Linked DNA regions of Homo sapiens: region 1 is linked to region 2. The links are chromatin contacts, found by Hi-C in ENCODE. All regions are on one chromosome and are shown on one strand. Each heading gives the region's core, a stretch centred on a gene start or an enhancer-like site at or near the end of the contact. The rest is flanking DNA. Distances are from core to core; before and after follow the strand shown. Region 1 holds the start of THUMPD1 (THUMP domain 1 NAT10 acetyltransferase adaptor). Region 2 holds the start of RBBP6 (RB binding protein 6, ubiquitin ligase).

What was found. A loop is a pair of places that touch in the nucleus more often than their neighbours do. Pooled maps may share reads with other maps.
Region 1: a loop to region 2 is called in a map of B cell, with 26 times the contacts of the local background. The contact joins the promoter of THUMPD1 here to the promoter of RBBP6 in region 2. A Hi-C loop is called at or near these places in 4 of 168 maps with a recorded cell type or tissue (B cell, CD4-positive, alpha-beta T cell, CD8-positive, alpha-beta T cell and 1 more), 1 of 37 single-sample maps with no recorded cell type and 11 of 50 pooled maps.

Annotation. Positions count from the first base shown.
Region 1 is chr16:20,737,630-20,744,072 of GRCh38, forward strand. THUMPD1 (THUMP domain 1 NAT10 acetyltransferase adaptor) reads right to left here and starts at 4,189. Exons shown (of 4, transcript NM_017736.5): 1 at 3,880-4,189; 2 at 1,268-1,442; 3 at 79-327. The coding sequence starts at 4,110. It also overlaps a transcript of ACSM3 not described here. RefSeq lists enhancers at 3,375-3,464, 3,495-3,634, 3,935-3,984, 3,995-4,264.
Region 2 is chr16:24,535,948-24,542,085 of GRCh38, forward strand. It overlaps RBBP6 (RB binding protein 6, ubiquitin ligase), which reads left to right and starts at 3,619. Exons shown (of 18, transcript NM_006910.5): 1 at 3,619-4,845. The coding sequence starts at 4,680. RefSeq lists enhancers at 1,561-1,855, 3,282-4,276, 4,277-5,269 and silencers at 3,566-3,615, 3,886-4,065.

The DNA.
Region 1 (6,443 bases), core at 2,939-5,438, 3.8 Mb before region 2:
TCTTTAAAAAGAAAAAAATCCTTAAAAAACAAGTATTTACCATTGAATGCCTATGGAAAATCACTAAGAGAAACATACCTGCCAATTCTCTGATAACTTCTTCTCTATTCACATGACTGTTATTTCGAGATTTGTACACAATCTGAAATGTCCCTTTGTTTGGAGCTTTAAACCAGGGTTCCAAAAATGTTTCTGCATATTTTTTCATATCTTCTAAAAAAGCCTTGCATGTGCCTGAGATGGGTAACATTCGCAAAATAACTCGAGTCTTCTTTTTCTTGGTTTTGTACATATCCTGGAGAATATGATGCACCAATTTCTCAGGCTCTTAAGAAAAAAAAAAAGTTAAGAAGATAATTTCTCAGACATCTTAAAGATCGAACTCTAAAATGAATTTTCACTGGCAATGACATAAGTTGACAGAAGAAATTCTCATAATGAATTTTAAATGAATCTACCTAGTCATTCTTTCCAAACAGTATTTCTTCAGTGCCTAATACGTACTATAATGTATCTAATATATTTTAACTTTTCATCATTATTACTGCTTGCACTAGAAATGACTGTTTAGGTAGACACCGTTGTTAACATTTTTGTGATGTCCTGAGTTATCCAACCGTAACACCATGCTGTTGTTTTCCTGTAACAACAGAGTACATTAAACAGTACACACTTTTTTACAAAAAAAAAAAAAAAAAATTCTGTGAGTCACTTTAAAAGATGTAATTAATCCATTAGCTAAGTTAGCACACAAGTCTAAATCTCAGACCCAAGAGGAATCCCAGAACCATGCTGGGCACAACATCATGAAAGGGAGGTCCTCAGGCTGCAACTTGCCTACATACAAGTATATTTGGGGCTGCTCCGAAAATTTGTAAATTAGTTGACCACACTGAAAAACAAAAAAACTCCAGATTTCAAACTTCTTTTGAGAAATTCAAATACCTGGCCCTGCATTCCCAAAGAGCAACAACTGGCTGGAGCTGAGTAGCAGCTGCCCCTTATTTACACAGAACTGGCACTCTAGTTCTGCCTTAAGTTATATACGAAGGAAGCAGCAAAGCCAGGTTTCCACTCATAAGCCAATGCTACGTCCACCACCCCATTCTACCTCTCCACAGGCCAACTGCTAATACAGTGTACAGAAGCTGCCATCAAATGATTAACTGAGTCATGCCCAAGAAGCCATTTTGTAAGCAGTATTCCCTGAGACAGGAAGATACCCAGATGTTATGAGATCGATAATCTTAGCAAGTATTTGTCACACCTATCCCAAGTGTCCTGATGAAGACAACGTTATTTGCTCCACTTTCCACTGACTGGAATCTTCTTAACCTCATCTCTGTAGATGCCTTAATGTCACCAACTTCTTTCTTCAAGGCAGCCTCCGCATCATCATCCTCTCCCTCACTTCCAGAGGGCTGCTGATCCTTGTCTGTAAACTGTTTGCATAAAACTAATGAGCAGAAATGACACAACAGCTCACATTTAAACACTATAAGTAATTATTTATGTGAAGTCCCTGGCGGCAGGTGGCTCAGTATTGATTTTTTTTTTTTTTCTAAAGATGGAGTCTCGCTTTGCCTCCCAGGCTGGAGTGCAGTGGTGCGATCTTGACTTGCTGCAACCTCCGCCTCCTGGGTTCAACCAATTTTCCTGCCTCAGCCTCCCAAGTAGCTGTGATTACAGGCGCATGCCACTACACACAGCTAATTTTTGTATTTTTAGTAGAGATGGGGTTTCGCCATGTTGGTCAGGCTGGTCTTAAACTCCTCAGGTGATCCACTCGCCTCAGCCTCCCAAAGTGCTGGGATTACAGGTGTGAGCTACCATGCCCAGCTGACTCAGTATTGATAATAAAGCTTTTTTTACGAAGCTGGGACACCACACCCTTCAAAACGTGGAGCAAGGCCGGAAGTGGTGGCTCATGCCCATAATCCCAGCACTCTGGGAGGCAGAGGCAAGCAGATCACCTGAGGTCAGAAGTTCGAGACCAGCCTAGCCAACATGGTGAAACCTTGTCTCTACTAAAAATACAAAAATTAGCCCGATGTGGTGGCAGACGCCTGTAATCCCAGCTACTCAGGAGGCTGAGGCAGGAGAATCGCTTGAACCCAGAAGGCAGATATTGCAGTGAGCTGAGATTGCACCACTGCACTCCAGCCTGGGTGACAGAGCAAGACTCTGTCTCAAAAAAATTAAAAAAAAAAAAAAAATGTGGAGGAAGAGGGAATTCCCGCAGACTATAGAATGTAAAATTTGAAAATGTTTTCAAAAGCATCCTGACAGTTTGAGGCAGAGAGAAACGTGCTGACCAGATCAATCATTTTAGGGTGGACCTTAACACGTTGACCAGGTATCTGTGTGCCTCACACGACACTGTCCTTTTGGTGAGATTAGACCAAATACCTGTGGAATTAAAAACCCTTACTCTTGTTCTATTAAGGAACAAGGCACAGAAATACATTGTTCAATAATTTTGGCCAAGCATGGTGGCTCATGCCTGTAATCCCAGTACTTTAGGGGGCAGAGGTGGGCGGATCCCTTGAGCCTAGGAATTTGACACCAGCCTGGACAACATGGCCTGAGAACCCGTCTCTACAAAAAATACAAAAAATTAGTCGGGCATGGTGGCACATGCCTGCAGTCCCTGCTACTCGGGGACTGAGGCAGGAGGACTGCTTCAGCCCCGGAGGTGGAAGTTGCAGTGAGCAAGAGCATGCCACTGTACTCCAACCTCCACCTTGGGTGACAGAGCAAGACCGCTTCCAAAAAAAGAATTTGCTTAAAGTACAGGAGTAGACAGGATATGTGCTTGTTGCCCAGCTCTCTGCCCCCTAGTGCCCAACGAAATTGCCAGTCAGGCACAATAATAATTGTATACATTTACAGAAACTTTATTACATACCAGTATGTATTTTATGTACATAAGCAACTCACTAGCCAGTCTTAAAGTATTCTCTTTTTTATCTAGCTCAGCAGCATCAAATAATGTGCCCATGTCCGAGTCCCCAAGCTAGTAGAGGATGAGCCGTGAATTTAAATTCCCTCTGTATTACCCTTCTTCATTTAATCCCTCAGTGTGCGTGTGTGTATTGGTCCAGATTCTAAGCCAGTAATATGATTTCCAAACACTAAGACTTTAGGTGATATTGGTAAAAGTTTTTACGTTCTAAAATGTATTTTAAGTGCAGTAACTAGCATTAGTAGTAAACCTATTATTTCAGAAATATTATTGCTTCAGGTAAACACATTATTACTCCAACTTCACGAGGCTGTCATGAAAAATGTGTTTCTGAAAGAGCTTCAGCACACCGCCTGGCCCTCAATGAGCAATCCTTAAGTGGGAGGTAGGCCGGGCTCAGTGGCTCGCGCCTGTAATCTCAGCACCTTGAGAGGCAGAGACGGGAGGATCGCTTGAGTGTAGGGTTTAGGACTACCCTGGGCCAAACAGTGAGACCCCTTATCTACAATTTACAAAACTTAGCCGAGAGTGGTGGCGCGCACTCATAGTCCCAGCTACTCTGGAGGCTGAGACAGGAGAAGTCGAGGCTTCCCTGAGCTATCATCACGCCACTGCACTCCAGCCTCGGCAACAGAGCGAGACCCTGTCTCACAAAAATAAAAATAAAAGTAATGGGAGCTACCGTGGTTACTGATGGCAAGAAAAGGTGCAAGCACTTCAAGCACAAAACCGATAGCACCGAAGTCTGCGAGCGTCTCAGGACTAGGGACGGAAACGCCGGCGAGGCCACGCCCCTACAGCCGTCACGCCGACGACCCGAGGCGCGCATGCCCATACCAGCAGCCATCCCTCCACCCTTCCCTCCTCCCGCAAGGCCTGGCAGCCGGCCCGCCCGCCCACCCCGGGACCGGTACCTTTTCTGGCCCATACATGTCGTCGCCGTATTCGTTGAGGAGGCTGTAGGCCTCCTCCACGCACTTGCGCTCGTTCATATTGCAGGTGATGAGGATGCCCTGTAGCCCGGGCTCTAGCTGACGGGGCCCGCCAGCGTCGCAGCGCCGAGCGCGCTTGGCCAGCACATACTGAGCCTTGCCTTTGCGCTTCCCGCCGCCAGGCTGAGTAGTCTGCTGGGCAGGGGCCGCCATGGTGTGCGCAAACTGAGAGGAAAGAGAAACGTTTCTCCGCTGCTGTTGGCGTCCTCGTCTATCGCCGGCGCGAACTGGTGACGTCGGATATGAGCGACGGCCTCCCCTAGCCGGCCTCGAAGCCTCATTCCGTGCTGCGCCAGGTCCTAAGGCCGGTCTGCAATCGTGAAAGGGGTGGAGTGATACCCGCCCAAGCCCCGCCTCCTGCCCCGCCTCCCGACTGCAACCTGAATCCAGTAGAGGCAGCATAGCAGCCATTCTGGAAGTGGTGTCGGTGGCTCCTCAAGCCCTTGAAGCTGGCTCCAGCCATATAGCTTCTTCCACCCAACCTTGGTACCTGTTCCTCCAGCCTTCCCTATAATTCTGCCAGCTACTGTGGAGGAAAAGTTAAATATTAAATTTGAACTCAATTGAACGTGGACACAATGGTCAAGTCCCGTAACAGGTTGCATGAGCCCCTTGAGGCATTCATTCATCCAGCACTGTTACAGATAACTCTGTACCTGTACTTGAGTTATTGAAAAACAGACAATCACAGAAACAAGTTGACCTTTATGTGTTCCTTGAGCCCAGTCGAGAAGGGCCCTCGTGACTGGGCCTCATGCCAATCAACGCATTACAAAAAGAGCCAGGGTCGGCCGGGCACGGTGGCTCACGCCTGTAATCCCAGCACTTTGGGAGGCCAAGGCAGGCAGATCACGAGGTCAGGAGATGGAGACCATCCTGACCAACATCTCTACTAAAATGCAAAAAATTAGCCAGGCGTGGTGGCGCGCACCTGTAGTCCCAACTACTCGGGAGGCTGAGGCAGGGGAATCACTCGAACTCGGGAAGCGGCGGTTGCAGTAAGCCGAGATCGTGCCATTGCACTCCAGCCTGGCAACAAAGCGAGGCTCTGTCTCAAAAAAAAAAAAAAAATGAGCCAGGGTCCCAGGCCACACGGAAGCTTCTTGAGACCCCTCCTCCTCTGTGCACGGACAAGTGGCTGACTCTGGAGCCCAGGCTGTTGCTTCCCGGTCTGGTGATGAATCCAACATAGTCTGGTGCGTGTAAATATATATATATATATATATATTTTTTTTTTTTCCCTTCTCCCCTTCCCATTGCAATTTGCTTACTATATCATTTGCTTATTATATCTGCATTGCCATTTACGTGGGATAAAGGTTGTTTACCCCCAAAGGTATTGTATGTTTGTCTATTTTTTTTTTTTTTTTTTGAGATGGAGTCTCGCTCTGTCGCCCAGGCTGGAGTGCAGTGGTGCGATCTGGGCTCACTGCAAGCTCCGCCTCCCAGGTTCACCCCATTCTCCTGCCTCCCTCCCGAGTAGCTGGGACTACAGGCGCCCGCCACCACGCCCGGCTAATATTTTTTATTTTTAGTAGAGACGGGGTTTTACCGTGTCAGTCAGGATGGTCTCAATCTCCTGACCTCGTGATCCACCCGCCTCGGCCTCCCAAAGTGCTGAGATTACAGGCGTGAGCCACCGCGCCTGGCCGTATTTTGTCTTGTTTTTTCCCCTCGCGCATTTCCCACATAGAACAGTTACTCAAAAGGCTTCCAGTAAATTCCATTTCAGCCTCAATTTTCCAGGCTATGTTTCTATTTCACTTAAAACCAAGGATGTTGGCTGGTGTTGTTTCATGCTGCTTTCGTTGCGGCCTTTTATCCATAGTCTTGGCAACTTATCATGTTACTGTCTTTTTAAAAATCATTGAAGATGCCACTTTTGAAGAATGTGTTTAAAAAACAAGTGCTTCTCATACTACTCTTCAGGTACAAACCTCTTAGCAGATTTGAGTTCCTACAAAGCCCTAAAAGATGTAATCTGATATTTTGAAAGGGACACCGAATTCACAGTCAATAAACCCTAGGTTCTAACCCCAGATCTACCACTATGTCCAAAAATTTTATCATCTTATTGTTTGCTTTTACCTGTGTATTCAATACAGCATTTAATTTTCAGAATTTCTTTGGTGGACACTGCACAGCAGAGATTTCTAGAAGTCCTCAGTTGTTTGTGAAGAGCAGTGTCATGACACTGGCATTGGCCTTCCCCCAAATCTCTCTCTCTTCTGCTGGCTGGGTTTCAGTTGCCCACACTCTGCCACCTGTCCTTAGGATATCAAATATTAGCATACAGATAACAAGTTAAAATATATATATTTCAAGTCCCAAGCATATTTGAGTACTATATGGAGGCAAACTTGAAAAACAAAAACTCAGTTTTGTTAAAATATGTGAGGAGGCAGCTTTAGGCTAAATTTAAGTTTGGCCTAAATCAAGCTTGTCCAACCTGTTGGCCCACAGTCAACATGTGGCCCAGGACAGCT
Region 2 (6,138 bases), core at 2,369-4,868:
GAGACAGGTTCTCCCTTTGTTGCTTAGGCTGGAGTGCAGTGGCACGATCATAGCTCACTGCTGCCTCAAACTCCCCGGCTCAAGCTATCCTCCCACCTCAGCCTCCCAAAGTACTGGTATTACAGACATGAGCCACAGCACCCTGCCGGTCGATGGGCTGTATTACATAAACTGCAAAAAAATAAAAAATACCCCAACAACTGTAGGCTGAAATATTAAATAAAATAGAAAGGCAACATAAAAGCAATCAACTCTCTGGAGAAAATACAGTGTGATGTAAGGGATGTATCTACCTTCTGTGAATTGGACTGACAACACAGAGGCTTAGAACTATTTTTTTTTTTTTTTTTTTTTGAGGTACAGTCTCGTTCTGTCACCCAGGCTGGAGTGCAGTGGCAAGATCTCGGCTCACCACAACCTCCGCCTCCTGGGTTCAAGTGATTCTCCTGCCTCAGCCTCCCCAGTAGCTGGGATTACAGGTGTGCGCCAGTGCGCCAGGCTGATTTTTGTATTTTTAGTAGAGACAGAGTTTCACCACGTTGACGAGGCTGGTCTTGAAATCCTAACCTCAGGTGATCCACCCACCTGGGCCTCCCAAAGTAATGGGATTACAGGCGTGAGCCACCATGCCTGGCCTTGTTAGTGCATTTTTAAGATTACATTCAATATACAAGCATAGAACAGCTTCCGTGGGACCAGGCACAAGCTCAGTCCTGTAACCCCAGCACTTTGGGAGGCCAAGGCGGGAGGACTGCTTGAGGCCGTGAGTTTGAGACCAGGGTGGGTAGCATAGTGAGGCTCTGACACTACTGAAAAAACTAAAAATTAGCTGAGCATGTTGGCACAAGCCTATAGTCCCAGCTACTCAGGAGCCTGAAGCAGGAGGATTACTTGATCCCAGGAGTTCAAAGTTACAGTGAACTGTGATTGCACCACTGCACTCCAGCCTGGGTGACAGAGCAAGACCCGGACTCCAAAATAATACTACTAATAATTAAACAAACAAAAAGAGAACAGCCTCCATGAAATAGATCTCATTCCGACTTCCTGAGCTTGAGTAGTTCACTACAGACAGCAGGCAGGCAGAGCTCCTTGGATCTCCCAATTCCGCTTGCTGGAACTGAATTTTGACATAAGAAAATAAGTTAAGGGGTTTACTAACTGTCTATGGTCAATGGTATGAGGCTATACTGGGTTTGAGAATGACAAAGGTTTGAAATCCTGGGACATGGGAGCTCCAGAATTGTTACATTATGAGAAGCTTAGACAGGAATGCTTCATTCACTGTAGGATAGTACAAAAGGCTTTTTCAGGGCTTACAAAAATATTGGTAGGGAGAGAAGCGTCAGGGAGACCAGCTCCATATTACCCAAAGAAAACGGCAAAATTTACAATTCAGCTCACTGAAGAAAAAAGAAAATAAAAAGTTTTTTTTTTAAAAAAAGAAAACTGCAAAATGAAGATTAGTAAAGGAATTCAGTGAAATGGACCAAATGTAGCATTGTGTCAATTAGTCAGGCAACTCAAGTCATAGGCTTATTGCAGGTGGTGAATGCATTTTGACCTGTTTGATGTGATATGAAGTGAGGCCTCTGTAAGTGAGAATATCAAGGTTGAACAAAGTTTTTGGCAGATGAGAACGGTTGGACCAATAGACAACATTCTTTCCAAGGACATCCCCCCCTGCAGATTAGGTTATGATCCACTCTGTCATATCCTGAGGGTGTGGCCCACTTTGAGATCCCATGATGCACCACGCTGATTAAATTAGGCATTCAGTATATAAAGGGGTCGGCCACAGACGGGCAAAAGGAACAGATTCACCGCTTCGGAGTGAATTCCATGACGGCTTGCAATTTTCTCGTCGAGTTTTTCTTTCACTAGAGATAGCCCTCGCCCTTTCATTCACACAGAGGCTTTTAAGAAAAAAGCAACCAACCTGAAGAGGACCTGGCAGCAATAAGTTTTTGGTGAAATAACAAAGAGGTAAAAGTGGAAGAAACTTGTTATATATGAAAAGTACTGATGTGTGTGGTTGAGTTAAATTGTAATGGTATCTCTAGAGCTGCCCTTGACTACGGCCAAAATTTTATTGCCACGACATCTCTATGGATCACGTAAAAATGTATCCAGTTATTCAGCACGTATTTATTGAGCACCTACTATGTTCTAAGAGCTGAGGATACAGCAAAAACAAATATAAAGATAAGATTCCTATTGTCAGCCGAAGGTAGGGGTTGGGGGAGATAGATAATTAAAAAGTAAATGTGTAACTGTCAACTATCTGCAAGTGCTAGGAAGAAAAGACTAAAGGGATAGAGAAAGATCGCCATCTTATTTTAAAAAGATGGCCTTAGGAAGGCTTTTCTGGCAGGATGGTGATTAATTTTAAATCAAGTTCAGTAAGAATTTGGAGTGTGCTTGCAGGAAGTCCCTGGGAAACTCTGCTACTTCTCGGCTATAGGATCTTATTCTCAGTTGCCTAAATTCACTGAGCCTAGCCTGTAAAATTCAGAGAGGATGAGGAACATGGATTGTAAACGATAATAACTATCGTTTATGAATGTAATTTTATTATATTATGATTTTTTCTGAATGTAATAACGTCCCCATGCCCAAAGGAAAAAAAAAATTCCAATCTACTGAGGGGGTTCTTGTCACTGTTCCTGGCATTTGCGCTTAGGAATGGAATCGGGACCCTGCCACTGAGCAGGCATCCCCTTCTGCAAATTCAGAAAGTACATGATTGCTAGCTTCAGTTCCATCATCTATAAATCGGAAATAATGTCATGTTGACCACGTAGGGTTTTTGTTGTTAAATTGACATTTATTGAGCTACAGCTATTAATATTTCGGTGCATTGAGCCACGTCAATGCACCGGCATGGTCTTAGACTATGGATTTATGTGCATTTATTTAATCCAAGTAAACCAAGTACTATTTTTAATGGCATTTTACAGCCAAGGAGACCCAGGCACAGAGGGGTTAAATCTAGAGCCCCCACAGCCAGGGATCCAACCCAGACAACGTGGCTGCTGAGCCTGGCAATGTTGTTATGCGATCAGCCCTGTGCCTAGCACATAGTAAGAGCTCAATAAATCTGTATGGTGCTGGTGGCTGTTATCAGTTCTTGGCAGCGGCTGCTCCACGATTTCCACTTGTCAAGAGTATAGGGTAGCCAGTTTATTGGAAGCAGCAGCTAGGGAGCGCTTGCATAGCAACCATAGTTTTCTGCGTAGCAACCATAATGCTCACTTAAATTGGGAGGCTTAGAGGAGCTGACGGGGCCTGTGGGGAAGGGGGAGTTAGCCGGCCACCCCTAGGCAAGCCACTTTGCAGTGGAAACTGCACGCAGCCCCTGCAAGGCGAGCTCTCCCCACCGAGCCTCCCTGTGAGCCGGTCCTCCTGACGCGCAACCCCCCTCCCTTTTGAAGCAGATGGTTCTTCCCGTTGTCCCTGCTCTTTCAGTTTCCGCGCTTTGGAGTCACAAAGCGCGGGGTCACGTGGGCGGGCCGTGCGCTTTGTGACGTCAGCCGCCCCGCCTCTCGGCCCGCCTATCCGCGCACGCCAGCCCCGCCTCGCGCGCGCCGCCCGTGCAATCCCTGCTTAAGAGACCCCGCAGTGGGGCGCTCGTCCGAAGCCAGGCCGCGTCCGCCATAGTACCTGGCTTGGAGGTGTCGCCGCCGCTCGGTGAGAGCCCCCGAGCGGCAGGGGGCCAACACAAAAAGGGAGCCGGAGAAGCCCTAGCCGCTGCCCAGCAGCTTGCGGGCGTGTTCTCGCGGTTCCGGGCCTCAAGGCGACGGAAACGAAAGGCGAGCGAAGCGCGGAGGATCCGGCGAGAAGAAGCGTCAGGGAGCCTCGGCGGTGTCCCCGGGGTCCGCCGAAGCCACCCGGCCGCCGGCTGGGGCCCGGGGTGGTGAGGAAGTGCTCCGAGGCCTCGCCGAGGCCTAGCGCCGGCTTTGTGTCCGAGGCGGCGGCGGCGGCGGGGGGAGGCGGAGCCGGGGGCGGCCTGCGGGAAGGCCTCTCCTCCGCCGACCGCGCGTTTTCGGCCTAGGCCGTGGGGCCGCTCGTGGCCTCCGGGGAGCAGGCGCCAGGGGTTTGTGTGCGGTGGGGGCCTGGGCCTGGGCCTGGGGAAGCTGACGCCGGTCGTCCGGAAGCCAGGAGGAGGCGTGAGGCCGCTCGTGGACTCCGGGCCTAGGCCCTCTCCCCTCAACCTTCTCCCGGGGCCTGGGTCACCCCAATCCACGGAGAGAGAGACCCGCCGGGAGGTGCGGCCGCGCTATGGACCCCTGACCCCGTGGGGTCGCTCGGACTCTTAACGTGTGGACTGACCGCTACTGACTGCACCGCCAATCCCCCCGTCTCTGCCGGCCCCTTAGCATGAGCGAGGGGGACCCAGCCGGGTGACATTGTGCCCGTTGGCGGATTCTCGATTTCCCCTCTTCCCCGTCCTCGTCCTCCTCCTCCCCCATGAAGTGATTCTGAGTATCGGGGGGTCTCTGGATTATTGTTCTGACGAACCCCTGCTTGTGGTTGGGGGGTATTTAATCTGAGGCCTTAGGGTCCTTCGGTGTCTTTGAGTGTTTTGTGTGTACATATTTTGCTCTTAAAGTTTATAAATATACGTATATTGAGAGTGTCCACGTCTCCTCGCTGAACCTTAGGAATCCCTTGGCACCATGTCCTGTGTGCATTATAAATTTTCCTCTAAACTCAACTATGATACCGTCACCTTTGATGGGCTCCACATCTCCCTCTGCGACTTAAAGAAGCAGATTATGGGGAGAGAGAAGCTGAAAGCTGCCGACTGCGACCTGCAGATCACCAATGCGCAGACGAAAGAAGGTAAGGGCCGCTTGGTCTTAAGATATTTGGTGGCTGGAGAGAGATACTAGCTAGAAGGTGCCTGGCAGGAAGCTAACCGCCATTATGTCTCTAGTGGGGACTGTTCGTTCTAGTACTTTGGATACAACTTTCATTGATAGCCAAGGTTTGCAGCAGTTGGCCTTGGAGTTTCACTGGTTTATTTTATTTCTGCATACTTGGGTCATCTGTAACAGGCTAACCCAAAACGTGGAAGCCTGATTATTCTTCTCGCTGTTTTTTAAAATGAGGGAGGGAGGAGAGGGGGATAGCTATCTAGACTCTTTGAGTGCTTGTCTTAGGGCGTTTTCTAACTTATTTTCCATCAGGAGGGCAGGAGAGCCTGTGCAAAGCTTGTTTGTTCAATCAGCAAAAAAAAAAACAAAAAAAAAACCAAAAAAACAATTTTCTAACCTAACAACATTGTGGAGTTTGATGGCAAATTTTATGTCCTGCCTTCCTCCCTCCTCGCATTTATTTATTTGGAGTTGCTTGCCTGTGTTGTGGATAAGGGATCTGAACTTTAATATTTTTGAGGATTTAATCAGTATTGGAATTGTTTTTGGATCTTGAAATGTTCTGATGTCACCGCTCTTGTCTTGTGTGTCAATTCCAGAATTAGTAATACGGCAATTAAGTAGTTAAACTGTTAGTTCATCACATTACTCTTAAGCTTTATCAATTCGGTGAAGATCAAAAGTACTGATTTTTTTTAAAGTAGTAGTTGCTAGATTTTACGTGACTGTTGATACTAAGGTACTGAAAAATAGGCTGCTACCATAGAGTACAAATAAGCCACTGATAAGAATCGTTAGATTCTTTCTCCTTTTCAAAAGTATTTTGATAATATTGGGAACTTAACAGTAGATAAATGTGACAAGCAGTCTTTCCTGACTCTGAACTTGTTTTGGTTTCTTTTTCTCAGATCAGTAATGCTGATGTGTATTTTTTAGCAGTTCGGTGTTCTAAAAGTTACTGATGGAATGAGAAGAAGTGAAGTTACAATTAGGTTAGGGTATTTTTTTAGTCACTAAATTTTTATCACACTTAAGGTGTGACATGGATTCTTTTAGTTGAAATGGGAGGTCCCCCACCTCCAGCCTGTAGTTTAGGTAGAGTAAATCTTGTCATGTAGAAGACCAGTTTTCCATTTACAATGCAGACCTAAGTATAATTGTATTAGGTTAAGGAACAGCAGTGCTGGCATATCATGACTCAAAAATATTAAGGAAGAATTTATTTGCTCAAATGATATTATGTGAAAATACTGTCTGC